2 separate regions of the Mus musculus genome follow, and region 1 is linked to region 2. The links are chromatin loops, found by intact Hi-C in ENCODE. Cell type or tissue: gastrocnemius. All regions are shown on one strand. Links, peaks and the distances in the headings refer to the core of each region. The heading gives the core; the rest is flanking DNA.

Region 1 (6,905 bases), core at 1,947-4,446, 48 kb after region 2:
GGAACCAGGAGACACTGGGGACCACAAGATACCGTGCACAGCTCACCCACCATGTCTATTCACCATTCCTAAAGGTAAAAACATGTGTGGCTTTATAACGTCTCTCAGAGAATCCTGCAGGTAGGTGGCCCCAACAACAGGTGCGTTCCCTGAATGTAGGTGTCACTTGCTCTAAGCTATCAATTTGATCTTCTAGGAAAACAAAAATAACCTGCTGAGGTGTAAAAGCCGTATTGTTAAGCTACTGCAAATCAATATCTTAATAGCATATTGAGTTTTATTGGGGCCATCTCGTTTCATCTTCCCCATGAGGTCAGGGCATATGCCCTATTGTCATCTTCGGTTGTCACAGACACTCGAGTATCTTGCCTAGGCCAAATTAGTATGTGTAAACAGTCACAGTTAGTGAGTGTGCAGAGCCAAAATTCAAACCAGTTACTGAATGTCACTCTGACATAAATAATACAAAGTCCTAGGACAATGTAAACATCAGGTCAGTAGTATAGCTTATTTTACGTTGTATTCCATACAGACTTCACAGTTGGTTATCCAGGGCTCTCTCTAAGCTGTGATGACAATATAGACCTCCAACCCAGCCCCTGCCCTTCTAACTCACAGATTATGTGGCCTGTTGAAGGGGAATGTCTTAGGATTTGCTACAGTTATCACTGAGAAATTCACAGCATTCCAGCACCTACAACTCTAACCCCTTATCTGGAATTTCTTAAGGACTAAAACAACAGAAACAATATGGCAGTGAGAAGCTGGGGACCCTAATCTTTGTCCTGTTCCTTATTAGCACAGTATTCCTACTTAGGACAATGTCGGAGGCACTAATCATTTACTTTGACATAGGAGAGGGTTGCATATATTAAGAGACTAGATGTGCTAAGCCTTCAGTATCTCACAAATTCTAAACATCAGCCCTCAACTTTGGCAACCAGAAAATAAGCATACCGATGAAAAAGGATAGAGATAAATGATCCCTGATACTTAAGGTAATTTTGAAGTGACATGGGAATGACTGATACGAAAACAAGCCCAAAGAATTTAGACCTCAAAGTCTAAAGTAAAGACCTATTTCCATATGGAAGCACCCCAAGAAGCATTGCAGATTCTTACATGAGGAAATAACTGGAAAGCAACAGCGTTCACTACCCTGAGAGACACAGAAGCCAGGCAGTCATCTGCAAGCTGCCACTGCATCAGAGCTGGAGCTGAGACCTGGGATCAGATTACAAGGCGATGTAACCAGCTGGTTGCCTTGCCCAGGAACTATCCCTGCCAACCTCAGGGTTGGAGAGGGAAGCTGGAGGTGACTCGCACCAGAGTCTTTGACACAAAGAAAGAGAAAGTAAATCTGGGCAGCCCAGTCCAAAGGCAAGCACTGGGGCTCTGTGCCAGCCAGAAAAGGCAGCCGCCCCCATGCAGGGAACCCAACTCAAGTGCTCTACAAGAACAGCTTACACTTAAGCTCTGAGCCACCTCTCCAGATGCCTTCTTCCTTTTTCCTTCAGTCTTGGATTCTATCCCATGGACTGGTGCTACCCAGATTCAGGTTGTGTTTTCCTACCTCAAAAAGAAAAGAAAAGGAAACAAAAACAAAAACAAAAACCTGTGAGACCCAGAGCAAGTGCTCTGCCCCCACCTGCCTCTCCTCTCTCTTAATATAATATTTGTATTACTTGAGGAATTTCATATCATACACATATCTCACTTATTTCCTAGTCCTTTCATATCCACCTTCTACCCTGTGAGCTCCCCCAAATATTAAAAAAAAAAAGTCCAACTTGTGTTATCTACATACTCACTGTAGCATGGTCAAACTTTCAGTGGCCTCCCTCTTAAATAGAACTGAGTTGTTCCCCTGAACCCCTGTCAGAAGCCAACAACTGTGGAGAGCTAACGTCAACACCCTTATCACACTTTTTAAAAGTTCTCTTCCATGACTTCCTATTTAGGCTGCTATTTTTTTTCCTTTCCTGGGGGGGGGGGGGGAGGAGTTGGGGTGGGGATAGTTTTGTCTCTTAAATGAATATAAACCCTGTCAAGTTGACATTAAGATCAGCCACCACAATCAGGGAGATTGTGCACCTTTTTACATCTTCATTGTGATTTGAAGTAGTCCTTTATATACTGCTCATTTGGATATTTTCTTACTTTTTCTCTTAATTGTCTTTCCCTAATTGATTTGGGAAACTAGCTTATATTTCCCGAATATTAATACCTCGTCTGTTCTATGTGTTATAAATCACCCCCCCACCATGTATCTTCTGTTTTGTTCTTTTAAGGATTTTTATTATTGTGCTGATGCTTGCATGTGTGTATGATCTCTCTGTGTGACAGCAGTCGTGCGTGTGCCAGAGCATGAACAACGGAGGAGAGAGGACCACTTCTGAGAGTTGATTCTCTTTTCCTATTGTGTCTTGATGCATGGTCTCACTTGTTTCAGCCATGTTGCATAGCATACTCCAGGGCAGCTGGACTAGTCTCCTATCTCAGCTTCCCACCTTGAGGTGGGAGTAACAGACTACAAAATGCAAAGCCACAACACATGACTTTTTAATGTGGCCTCTAGGGGTTAAATTCAAGTTATCAGGCTTGCACAAAAACTTCTACCCACTGAACCATCTTGATGGCCTTTGTCTTTTTCAAAACTATCAAGGAGATAGTTTCTCATTTAATGATGTTTTTCTTTATTTTACATTTTTCTTTTATTGGCTTAATGTTTTTACTATTTTGTATGCTGGCTTTTACTTATCTTTAATGTGTCTTTTCAGGAGCTGAAGAGGTAAATTAGTAATTAAAATCACTGACTGGATTTAAGTTCAATTCCTGCAAGGCAGTTCATGACCCTCTGTGACTCTAATCCCAGAGGATCTGATGCCTCTTCTGGCCTCCGAGGGTACTACACCAGCATGGTACTACAGAGACATCAACATTCAGGCAAACACTCATACACATAAAATAAAAATGATAACATCTCAAAAAATAAACAGATAAATAAAAGTCTTTTGTGTACACGGAAAAAAAACTATAGTAAAATGCTGGTGCTGAAGCAGAAAGAATAGAAGCTTGAATCGTAGCAGGTAGGCCAGTTCTCAGATCCCAGTTCCCCATTACTTCCCCAGTGCAGACTGCTAAGTCTGCCTGAGATTCATCTGCCAAATTAAAATAGAGCTCAATTCTCACTTTATCAATTCAAAGGCATGCATCTTAACATCTCTGCAATCAGGGTGTGTCTTACAATCAACAGTGCATCATGACTTAATTCATAAAATGCATACAGGGCGGCTTCTGGGTAAGAAGGTAAGACTAAACAGGATCAGCACAGGCCTGGCAGGTCTTCCATCAGGGTGAGCTCTTCTCAAGGAATACAGCTGCTATTGTTTTGCTGGCTTCCCAGTACCCTTTGCTTTTGAGCTTCCAACATTCACTTGCTGAGGACCCCTTCACGATCCCCATATCAAAAGCTCTCAGCTGACACTCCATGTAATGGGATTCAGGTAATGGGGTTCTGATGCTAACATCCCGTTCCCCAATTGGTTCTTGATTTGTCAGTAAAGAAGGCTGGGGGCCAGTTGGTGGTTAGAAGGTACAGGCGGGACTTCTGGGTCCCAGGAGAAAAAGGCAGATTCAGGGAAGGAGGAAGGAATTTTTTTTCTGCCATACTTTGGAAGAGGAGGAACCCAGCAACCATGTGAGATCTTGGGGAAACCGGGGGTCTATGGCCTCCACTACAGGCAGGGATAGGTGTGATTAGCCCCTGAAGTTTAGGGCAAGTGGAGAGACAGAGATAATAAATTGGTAAGGGCGCGCTTTTCCAGGCAGGAGATAGTAACACCCAGCAAATGTGCCTAGAAGGCAAGTTGTAAAGGAACAAACTCTGTGTGTGTGTGTGTGTGTGTGTGTGTGTGTTTTATCCTCAGATTCAAGGGTCTCAGGTAGAACCTGGTAGCATGGTCACCTCCCAGAGCAAAGGCAAGTAGAACAAAAGGGAAGTGGGAATGGGCCAGTAGTGAGGCTGGACCCAGAGCTAAAGGTGATTAAAACTTAAAACTACACACAACAGAGTCAGACTATCTGGATCTTGTATTTAAGGGTTCCACACAAAGTAACTCTTTCTCTATAGCATGACTTCCCATTGAACAACAAATGATCAACCACAACAACTGACTCTACTGAGTCACTGAACATAAACAGTTAACATGACAGTGGATGAGTAGACTTTCAATCTGTGGGGTTTCCTTCTGCTGCATCTGGATCAAGAGATGGCTACAAAGGAGTATCTCATAGTGAGAAAAACAATGTGTGTGCCCAATGTCCTCTGCTTTCCCTTACAATAGAGTTCTAAGCTATCATTTCAGCTCATTTCTATGGTTCCAACTGTGTATCTGAGAGTTGGGAAAGTCATAGAGTTTTGTGAACTAGAATGATCTATGATCCCTGGGTTTATTCACAGCCTCATCAAATATAACTAGAGAAAGACCAAGGCACACTTTGCCCCAGCCTGCCATTAGAGTGTGGCCTGAGCTCACAGATGGTGAATTCAGGTCTAATAGAGACTGGGAAATTTTCCCAGTAAAGGAAGAAGCTCAATGAGAACAATGGCCAGAAGGAATGTGATACCATTTTAGGTTGAGCATACCTGAGCAATGTTGTACAGAGAGATCCCAAGAGGCCAGAATACACCTCAACAGGAACACAGGAGATATGCCATGCAGAACAAATTAGGAGAATGAAGACTGGGAAGGTATGTGCATATGCTGAGAAGGGAAAGACCCAAAGGATGGATGTTTCCAATTTGAGCCACCACATAGATTCCTTGCATGATACCTGGCTCCTGGTACTTGTGTCAACTATGTACAGTATGATCTTTCTGTTCAAACTTCCAAAGGCTAAACTCTATGCAAGCCATCAATTGGGATAAATGATTGAATGGGTGAATGGCTACACAAGAGAACAAGTGACAGATTTTTCCATTTAATTGGAGTTCTAAGACCCGTAGGAATTATAAAGGAAAATCTGTTTTGAGACTATAGGTCAAAGCCATGGGATGTGTATTTGACTCCATCACTCAGCAGCTGGGTGGCCTTGGCTGTACTTTATCTGTTCTGTGAGGCTCGGCACTCCTACTTGCAGTAGGATCATAGGTTCTTGCCTTCCAGACATGGGGAGCCTTCAGGTATGTGCTTCAACAAAGCTCTCACAGGTTGTAGGGCCTTCAAGACCCTTCACTGGGATTCTTGAACAGGAATCAGGCACTCTGGACTCTCACCGCTCCAACAAAAAGCTTTCTGGTTCCTGGGACAGAGCCAGGTCCTCCCCTAGAACTCTCCAGAGTCAAGCCCAAGGAGTTCCCAGGGGTAGCACTGAAGCATGGAGCTAAAATCTGGATGGGATTTTGGCCTAGGATACATACATTCCTCAGCCAGTCCCCTCTCTTTTCTATTTTTTATAAATCACAAATGTAATTACTCAGAAAATAATCTTCTGCACCAAAACCCCAAATGAGTTTAATGTATAATTTATATATGAAAATGTAGATGTCAGTGTGTGATGAATCTCCACATAAATATTTTTGCAGTTAAATTTTGAGGCATCTGTCTTCTTCCCAAAGGACTTCCCAGACAGATGTGAGGCCTCAGGACTCAGGCTGAGTGGGGATGGAAAGCCTTGGCGTGTGGACTGCCACAGCTTGTGATTTGGTTGCCAGAACATCGAGCCCAGACTTTGAGCCAGCCAGCTAAAGTCATGTCAGAGCTCTGTCACAACCTCTGGTTGTGTATGTTGGCGGGAGAGGGGTCACATGCTCAGGGCGAGTGTTCTTGCTATTTCTTGCTCAGAACAAGTATTTAACATTGTCCCAGCTCTATGCTCAGTCTCAAGGAAGGAAAACACAGTGAAGTGTAGCTTGAGTGCCAGCAGTTTGGAATCTACTGGGAGAGTCACACAAGGGAATGGTGAATAACAATGGTGGGGTAGCAAATGATGCAACTGGGGTTGGTCCTATGTGCCAGAAAGGTACATCAATGGCATCTCCCAAGATTCCAGGGGCAGGGACAACAGATAAAACAAAAGAACATCACCAACAGTAAGAAAAACATGCAAAAGACCAGGGTGAGAGTGGACATGATGAGGCGGTACCATCATGCCTGAAGAATGTATTGAGGCAGACCAACATGGAAGTTAGATTGGAAGGCGGAAGCCAGGCCACCAACAGGCCTGCACTGCACATGGCCTGGGTTGAACCCTTTGAATAAATCAAAGCTACACTTTGCTTGATGAATAGATGGAGACAAGTGAGGGAGGGTCCAGGGGCAAAAAAGAAAGCAAGTGGATTCGTGCTACAAAGTATAGAGTTGAGCTAAAAAAAAAAATAGCCCTTACATTCTAAGAGACTAGAACTTTTGCTGGACTTTACAGACAGACTTAGTAACATACCTTGAGGTCACTTAAGACTTTTAAGATCACTATCCTACTGTGTACTCAGTCTGTTCGTTTAATCTGCCTTTAAGAGGACAATACAACAACCAGCCTTAATTGCTTAGAATTTCAAATGTATTCAACTTTTACAACCTACGCTAATGCATAGCTGTAATCTTAATCTACCTGGCATTAGTGATCTGCACCAAGTTTTAGCCTTTGAATCTTTGAGTAGATGGATCATAGGGCTTTCGGTTGACTGAAGTAGCAGTATAGGGAATACTGGTGACTCAAGAACCAGGAGGCAAGTGTCATACAAGGCAGCTCCCATGCACCTCACTCAAGAGCAATGCATGTTTTGGGACCTGTGTTATAATCATCAGTTTCTGAAAGAGCAAATATAGGTTCAAACCAATTTTATAAAACGAATATCCACCAAAAATGTTGAATGCCACATATAAATGTTGATTGGTAAATAG
Region 2 (6,905 bases), core at 2,409-4,908:
CATAACCCTTTTCTATGCCAAGCCCCAAGGGCAGTAGCAAGGCCACCATGGGTCACTGCCAAGACAATAAACCACGGCGCACATTTTAAATCTTTTCTAGAAGTAATGCTAAGGAAGAGAATTTTTTTCTGAATGAGCCAATGTTCCGACAGAGAGCATTCAATAATGTCAGACACACGCTGAAGTCCCAAAATAGCTTTTTCCCAGAGCCAAGCTTATGTGCTGGCACTCCTCAAGAAGAACTTCAAGTCTCTCATAATTCTTGGGATGTGGCAATGAGCAAAGAAGAAAGGGGATTGCTTTTCTACTTTTTTTTTTAACAGAGGACTGATTAACTTCCAAGGTTAGTCCCAGGAGAAAGACAGTCTCCACTCCACTTGTCTTCCCATCTGTGCTCTGAACTCATTTCTTACACTGTATTTCCTGAAAGACATAAAGTCTCTTCTCAAAATCTTCTTAACCTGCTGGGCCCACACCCTTTAATATATAACTCTGCAGTATCTTACAAGGAAGAAGAATGAGGAAAAGGATGAGTAGAAGAAAGAGGAGAAGGAGGAGGAGGAGGAGGACTGATAAACTGTGGCCAGCTGCACAAAGCAGAACTAACAGTGTACTGGTCCTTAAGTGTACACTTCAAGAAACTCAAATGTTGCACATCACTCTCTTCTACCTACAACATCCCTGTGACAAGAGCATATCTAAGTGGATGCTGTATGCCCAGAAGATGAGAGCTACCAAAGTAGGATGTCTCCAGCAGAGATTCCCCAGCCATCCACGACATGAGCAGGGTCCCTATGAAATTGGTTAATAGACGGTTACAGGCTACCTGTGAGCTAATAAGCTCTGTGTCTCTGTAGGGACTGGTACAGAAGCAGTCCCATCTACTCATCAGGAAATCCTCATGTTGGAAAAAAATTGGGGACCTCCCAGGTATTCTCTACTTTAGCATTTTAGAAATAAACAAAGTTACACACACACACATACATGTCTTAAGAGCCAAAACTGGGCTGCTTATGTTTTGTTTTTATGTAAAAGTGCAATATATCAAACTGTTAAATATCACCATCAATTCAGAAAAAAAAAATAGGGCATTTTAACTCTAAAACTGAAGAAGAATATAATCCTGGAATATAAATATAGCATAGTCTTTTCTTTCTAAGCAAAGGCAGTAGGCCATCTTCCATATATGAGCCTTTTTCTTTCATTCTGTCACAGATTGATGAAAACTTGGTCACCAAATAGTTCTGTTCTATGTGTGAACAACCTCCCTACATGCTTTATGGTAGAAACTGTCAGGAAAATAAGAAGTCAATTACATAAATTCTGAGACTTAAATCTAGGTTCTGTTTGTTCTGTGACAACATAAAACCTAGCCTTTTCTCCACTGAAATAGAAAGTAAAATTAAAGATAAATTTCCATTTCCCTAGCTGGGCATCTGAAGGCAACACAGGTGGCCTGTAACTCTATAAGAGTCACTGCTAAGCATGGCAACACGGGTGACCAGTAACTCTATGAGAGGCACTCCTGAGCATGTATGGCACTGTTCTATCCATATGAAAGGACACATAGGCTTCATCAAGTTGGACCAAGTGACCCTTCTTAAATATATTATCCAAAACAGTCTACCCAGTGAAAGAGACCATTCTGGTCTTTGTACATAAAAATAATAATAAAAATAAAAACCTCTAAGACCTTCCAAAAGAAAAAAGATACATTTGATCACCTCTATTGTACCTCCCCCACTGGCTACCAAGAGCACCTCTAAGCAACCAGCACAGCCACCAAATTCCACCTCCATGGGGACATTTGAGAAGCACTCTGTAGCCACGTGAGACATCATAAACTACTCCCATGGTGGTAATAATATACACATGGGGGGGTGGTCCAAATGGGAGATCCACCAAGGACTTTAGACCATACAATGTTACAGAATGGAGGGAAGCTCCGATACCAGCTCAGGACCACATGGCTCAGTCACCCATGAGTGCTTTCTCTGGGCCATGAAGAGCTAACCCATGGTCCTTTTGGATAGATGGAGGCCTAAGAGAAGGAAGATCCCCCAAAGTGAGAAGTAGTTATAAGAGTCTTGTCATTCAAAACTCCCAAGCACACCACAGACACCAGGCTGCCTCTGGCTGTAGCACCAGTGTAATCATAGCAGGTGTCTGTTCCATCTAGAAATTTTGAGACTACTGTGTGACTCACTCTTTCCTTTCCCTATGCCATGAAACCACTAGACTTTCCAATAGAAACAAAACCTTAGTATGAGGCCTAGATGTCTAGGCTAACAAGCATGAGAGCAGAGTATAAAATAACCCTTAGTTGGTAGTAACCTCTGTTCTGAGATGCAACAAAGCCTACATACATAATGTGATCCACATAGTGGGGGGGTTATAGTGGTCTTCTAGATGTTACAATACTGATGGTAATAGACGATGGCAAGCTTCTCTTGGCTGTGTTTCTGAACCTGACGCCTAGCTAACTGGGAAGCAGAGGTGACAGGTGAATAGAGAAGTGCCTAAGGCACATGTCCTGCATCTTTTGGGCATATCACCAATTAAAAGAACAAGTCATCTCTCTCTTGCACAGCTCTGGCTTGTGAGATTGTTACTAAGCTCTGTGGTAGGGCTATCACACAGCTACAAGGGCCCAGTACTGACCACCAAGAATTGTTATTTGGGACTGGAAAGCCTGGGATCTGAAGCAAATACCCACCTTTATCCATTCCTGTGCCTACTGTGCAGGCACTGGGTAACACATTCCAGTCACTTCACCTTGCTGAGTTACATTCATACAGGAGAATAGACAATGAACATTAAGAGAAATACCATGGCATAAGGGAGTAATTTGGGAATGATAGAAGACAAATTGGCAGAGCTTAAAGAAAATAGCCTTGGAAGGAAATCCAGGAAAGTCTTCTCAGAGGAGCAAATACTGCAGATGAAAAGTAAGACAGTATACGTCAAGCAAAGAGCTGGGGAGAGACAGCAAAGGCAGGCAACATCATCGCAAGGACAAACAGCCTGAGCTGGAAAGGAGGGTAGATCATTCAAGAAGAAAAGAAAGGCCAGAGCTCTGGGCAAGGGGGCACAGGTGATTGACATAAGTTTGGTGTGGGAACTACTTGTCACTTGGGCCTTGTGGACCTTGGACCAGGGTTTAGAGGGGTTTCAGTTTGGGGATTTTGTGGGATTTTTTTTCTTATATGCATGCATAAAGGGAGGTAAGGGATAACACAGCAGAGATGTGATGGAATCTGACTGCATTTACAAAAGAGTCCCAGAATGCTCTGTGAAGGGTGAGCCAAAAAGAAGACAGACCAAGAGAGACTGGAAGCGCCTTTGTGACCTTCAGAGTTCCTATCAGTACTTCATCTGAGCTGCCTGCAGCCTGCATTTAGAGTTCACACACTCTTTGGGCTCTAGCAGATGAGAGTAAAGGTGCAGATAGTTTTGTTCAGTTAGCACATTTTCCTGCTAAGCACTTCTTGTTCCTTTCTCAGAGCTAGAGCCATGCCCAGTACATGCCTATGAGGACCTTCCTTTGCCAGATGCCAAGCAACTATCAAGACACCATAACTCTGTAGCAACATGGCACTAGGTTCATCCCCCCCACTGGATAGAATTAAAAGAACATGGAGCCTGGTCTGAACTAGGAGGACAAATCGACACCAAGACAAGCACGAGAAACACGGGCCAAGGGAGATTTGACAATAAGGAAGCAAGCAGATAGGGGTCAAGTAAGTAATAGCAGTGTTAGAGACGTCTATTCTGACAGGGGGAGCCCTCGGCTTTCCTGACTTGAGCTAAGTGCTAGTAAAGGAAAGAAGGCTTAGGGAACAAGGCCAAGGTGCAGAAATATGACCCTCTGGCTAGACTGCTGGAATATAAGGGTTCACATGAACACAGAGAAGGTTTTCCTAGGCCAGTCAGCCTTAGGTAACCTTCTGACTATCCGGAGGAACATCAATGAGATCAGCCAAGATCATGTGAACCAAGCCAGAACTGTCCAGCCAATTCAGACACACATGAAGAAATAAAAAAGGTCTAGTTGCTTTAAGGTGTGGTACTTTGAAGTTGTTTGGTATGCAGCCATAACTAACTAATATTGAGAGAACTCAAAGCCAGAAGCTACTGCTAATTCTCCGTAGCAAATCTCTGGTGACGCCACAGTCATGTTTGTTTTCCTGGGTACGGAGTATTCAGATCACTGAACAGAGGTTCTGGACCTGGAGATTTATTCTTGAAGTTTACTTTACACATCATCTGGTACCTTTCTGGAAACACCCTTCTGTCTTTGGACTTTGGTTTTGTATCTGGAATGAAAATATTGGAAGATTTCTAAAGAGCTGCCTCATCAAATGCTCTGCACTTAAGTGACTCTGAACTCTTCTTCATCCATCAATCTGGCATTTAACCAAAATGCTCCCCCCACACACACAGTAAACAGCCTACTGTGCTATGGCTATGAACAGAGCTGTAGACTCAAGAATAACTAAAGTGTTGACCCTGCTTACCAGAGCCTGGGGCCCCTGGGCTCACTGTATAATGAGTGCAAAGGTATAACTTGGTGGGTGACCTGAAAACCAAAGAGGCCAAGTGCTGATGACAACAGAAGGAGGAATTCAGCTTCACAACTTCCTGAGGGGATACATGTCCAGCATCCCGGTGCCCCTGGACTCGTGGATTCTTGCCAAGAGTTGAAGGAAGAATTGAAGCAACATAGACCCCAAAGTTCTCCACACCTCTAATTACAGCTACCCTCCAAGACTTCTTTCATGTGTCAAAGAGTTGGACATTAGCATCATCTGCAGTGGGGCCCAGAAACTACACTACCATGAAACCAAGGGGCGATGGACTTGGTGTTCCTCTCAAAGCCTGCTCGGCGAGGCAGCTGTTCCTCCTTGAACCAGCGCACGATGACTTCTCTGGAGAGTGGACGCAGAGGTCGCTCCCAGGTCCTGCAAGGAAGAAAGAGAGTGAGGGAGGAGATGGATCAGAGAGGAAGAAGAAAGGAAAGGAGAGGGATAGGGAGGAGAAAGGTAAGAAGTAGAGTGGAAAGAGATGGCAGAGCAGATAAAGGCATTTGCTCCCAAGTTGACCCATGTGAGTTTGATTCCAGGAACCCACATGCAGAAAATTGACTCTCACAGGTTGTCCTCTGGCCTCCACATGCGTGATCTTGTGTGTGTGTGTGTGTGTGTGTGTGTGTGTGTGTGTGTAAGAGAGAGAGAGAGATTAATTAATAAAAAGTTTTAAAAGCGTAGAATGGAGAAGGCATCTCTAATTATTTTCCCAGATTCAGAAAACACACAAGAAATTTATCTCATAAAAATCAAGCATTTCTGCATCTAGAATAGTCTACCTCCAAAAATCAAAAGATAAATGACAAATTGAGAAAACGGATTTGTCACAATGTTTTCCTCTAACTTAAGGAAATATTTGATATGAATAAAGAGCATGGAGCACACAGTGAGAGAATGGACTGGACCACAGATCGAGAAGAAAATAGCATGGCCCTTCGACATTTGTGAATTGCTTAGTCTGGCTCATAGACACACGTGTGCTTTGAAATGTACCCCCAAGACATATCTCCTCAAACAAGGTTGACAGCAAAACAAGGTGGGCCAGGATAAAGGATATGAAGATGCAAAGCATTGGTATTAGCCCCGTGCAGGACCACTGAATCTCAAAAGCACACAGCCCTGGAGCAAAGACCCTGCTTGGGAGAATATCTTTGCAGATTATGGTTGCCTAATGTAAAATTAATTTCTGCAAGTTTATATACAGAGCCCTGTTGATGATTGCAAAAAGATTTGAAATAGCAATGTCTGATAGACTGATAGAGTCTCTGATGACTAATAGCAAAGCCACACTACAGAATACAAATTGGTTATTAAAGAAAAGAGGACAAGCAAGGTTGTTTGTTTGCTTGCTTGCTTGTTTTTATGTTGGAAACTGAACAAAAAAACCCAGGGGTTAGGATGGGGTACAGATAAGAAGCTGAGATCAATGTCTATGGTGGTACAGTGAAGAGATGGTACCCAAAAAGGGAATCAGATTTCTCTATGAACACAAGAGCTTCTCAGACCTTCTAGTTTAGGAGTCATACATAAGGAGGAAGGGATGGAGGAAGAAGGGATGGGGAGAGAAGATGGAAAGACAGAGTCAGCTCTTAGTAGACTCTAGAGGAAAGGAGTGGTGGGTGATGAACAACCCCAAACTCCAATCAGAACAAAATGAGACAAACTGCATTATCTGTGGGTGAACTGACTCCTGAACATTCCCTGAGGACAAGGGAGCCACGGGCATGCAATCCCACATATCTGGTCCACAGGATGTAGCTGTTGTGCAAGGAGGGCCAAAGGGCCTTGAGACAAGAGGCCAGATCTCAGGGCTGGATAGCAAGACAGGCAGAACATGAAGAGGCACCAGGTGGCCTGTGTCTTTGGCTTTGCCAATCAGGGGTTGTCACTGAAATGTCCTTGGCAAACAATGCCTCTAGGTACACAAATATGCACAAGGACCTCTCAATTCTACCAATACTAGTGTGTAAACCTGCTGTTCAAACTAGGTGCAAACCAGTTCCATCCATGGTTAGAAAAGGCTATCGTCCTATTCTCAGATACTGAGCCATATTCATTCCATCTTAGGCCTGTCATTACAAGGTTTTGACCAGGGTCAAGAAGTCTAAAACTATGAAAACACTTGGGGTATTTGTATATTGAGATTTTGAGGGACAGAGGCTATACAGGTTTCTTTAGATTATCAAGGATGACAAGAATCCTTGACCTCTGAATGTTTAACCCCCAAATTGCAAAGTTGTTTGAGAGGTTCAGAGCATACCTCATTTCTATGTTCTGCCCATTATATAGACTGCAATGTTGAGGCCATGGAAGGCAAAT

Evidence for each region. Peaks named below come from ENCODE experiments on the same cell type or tissue, not always from the same donor. Only the 100,000 strongest peaks of a DNase experiment are listed, where the experiment ranks them.
Region 1: it touches region 2 in a loop (2.0-fold over the local background); 2 of 42 quality-filtered maps call a loop at or near these places.

Annotation. Positions count from the first base shown.
Region 1 is chr14:40,884,105-40,891,009 of GRCm38, forward strand. The region is part of intron 1 of Sh2d4b (SH2 domain containing 4B); the gene reads right to left. Among named protein-coding and RNA genes, the nearest start is that of Sh2d4b, 5.8 kb to the right of the region's middle. In gastrocnemius, for the core only: a CTCF peak has its summit at 2,900; a DNase peak (open chromatin) is centred at 2,893.
Region 2 is chr14:40,835,389-40,842,293 of GRCm38, forward strand. Sh2d4b (SH2 domain containing 4B) reads right to left here. Exons shown (of 8, transcript NM_177816.4): 6 at 4,837-4,961. Among named protein-coding and RNA genes, the nearest start is that of Sh2d4b, 54 kb to the right of the region's middle. In gastrocnemius, for the core only: a CTCF peak has its summit at 3,780; no DNase peak of the experiment used is centred there; H3K27ac peaks cover 758 bases.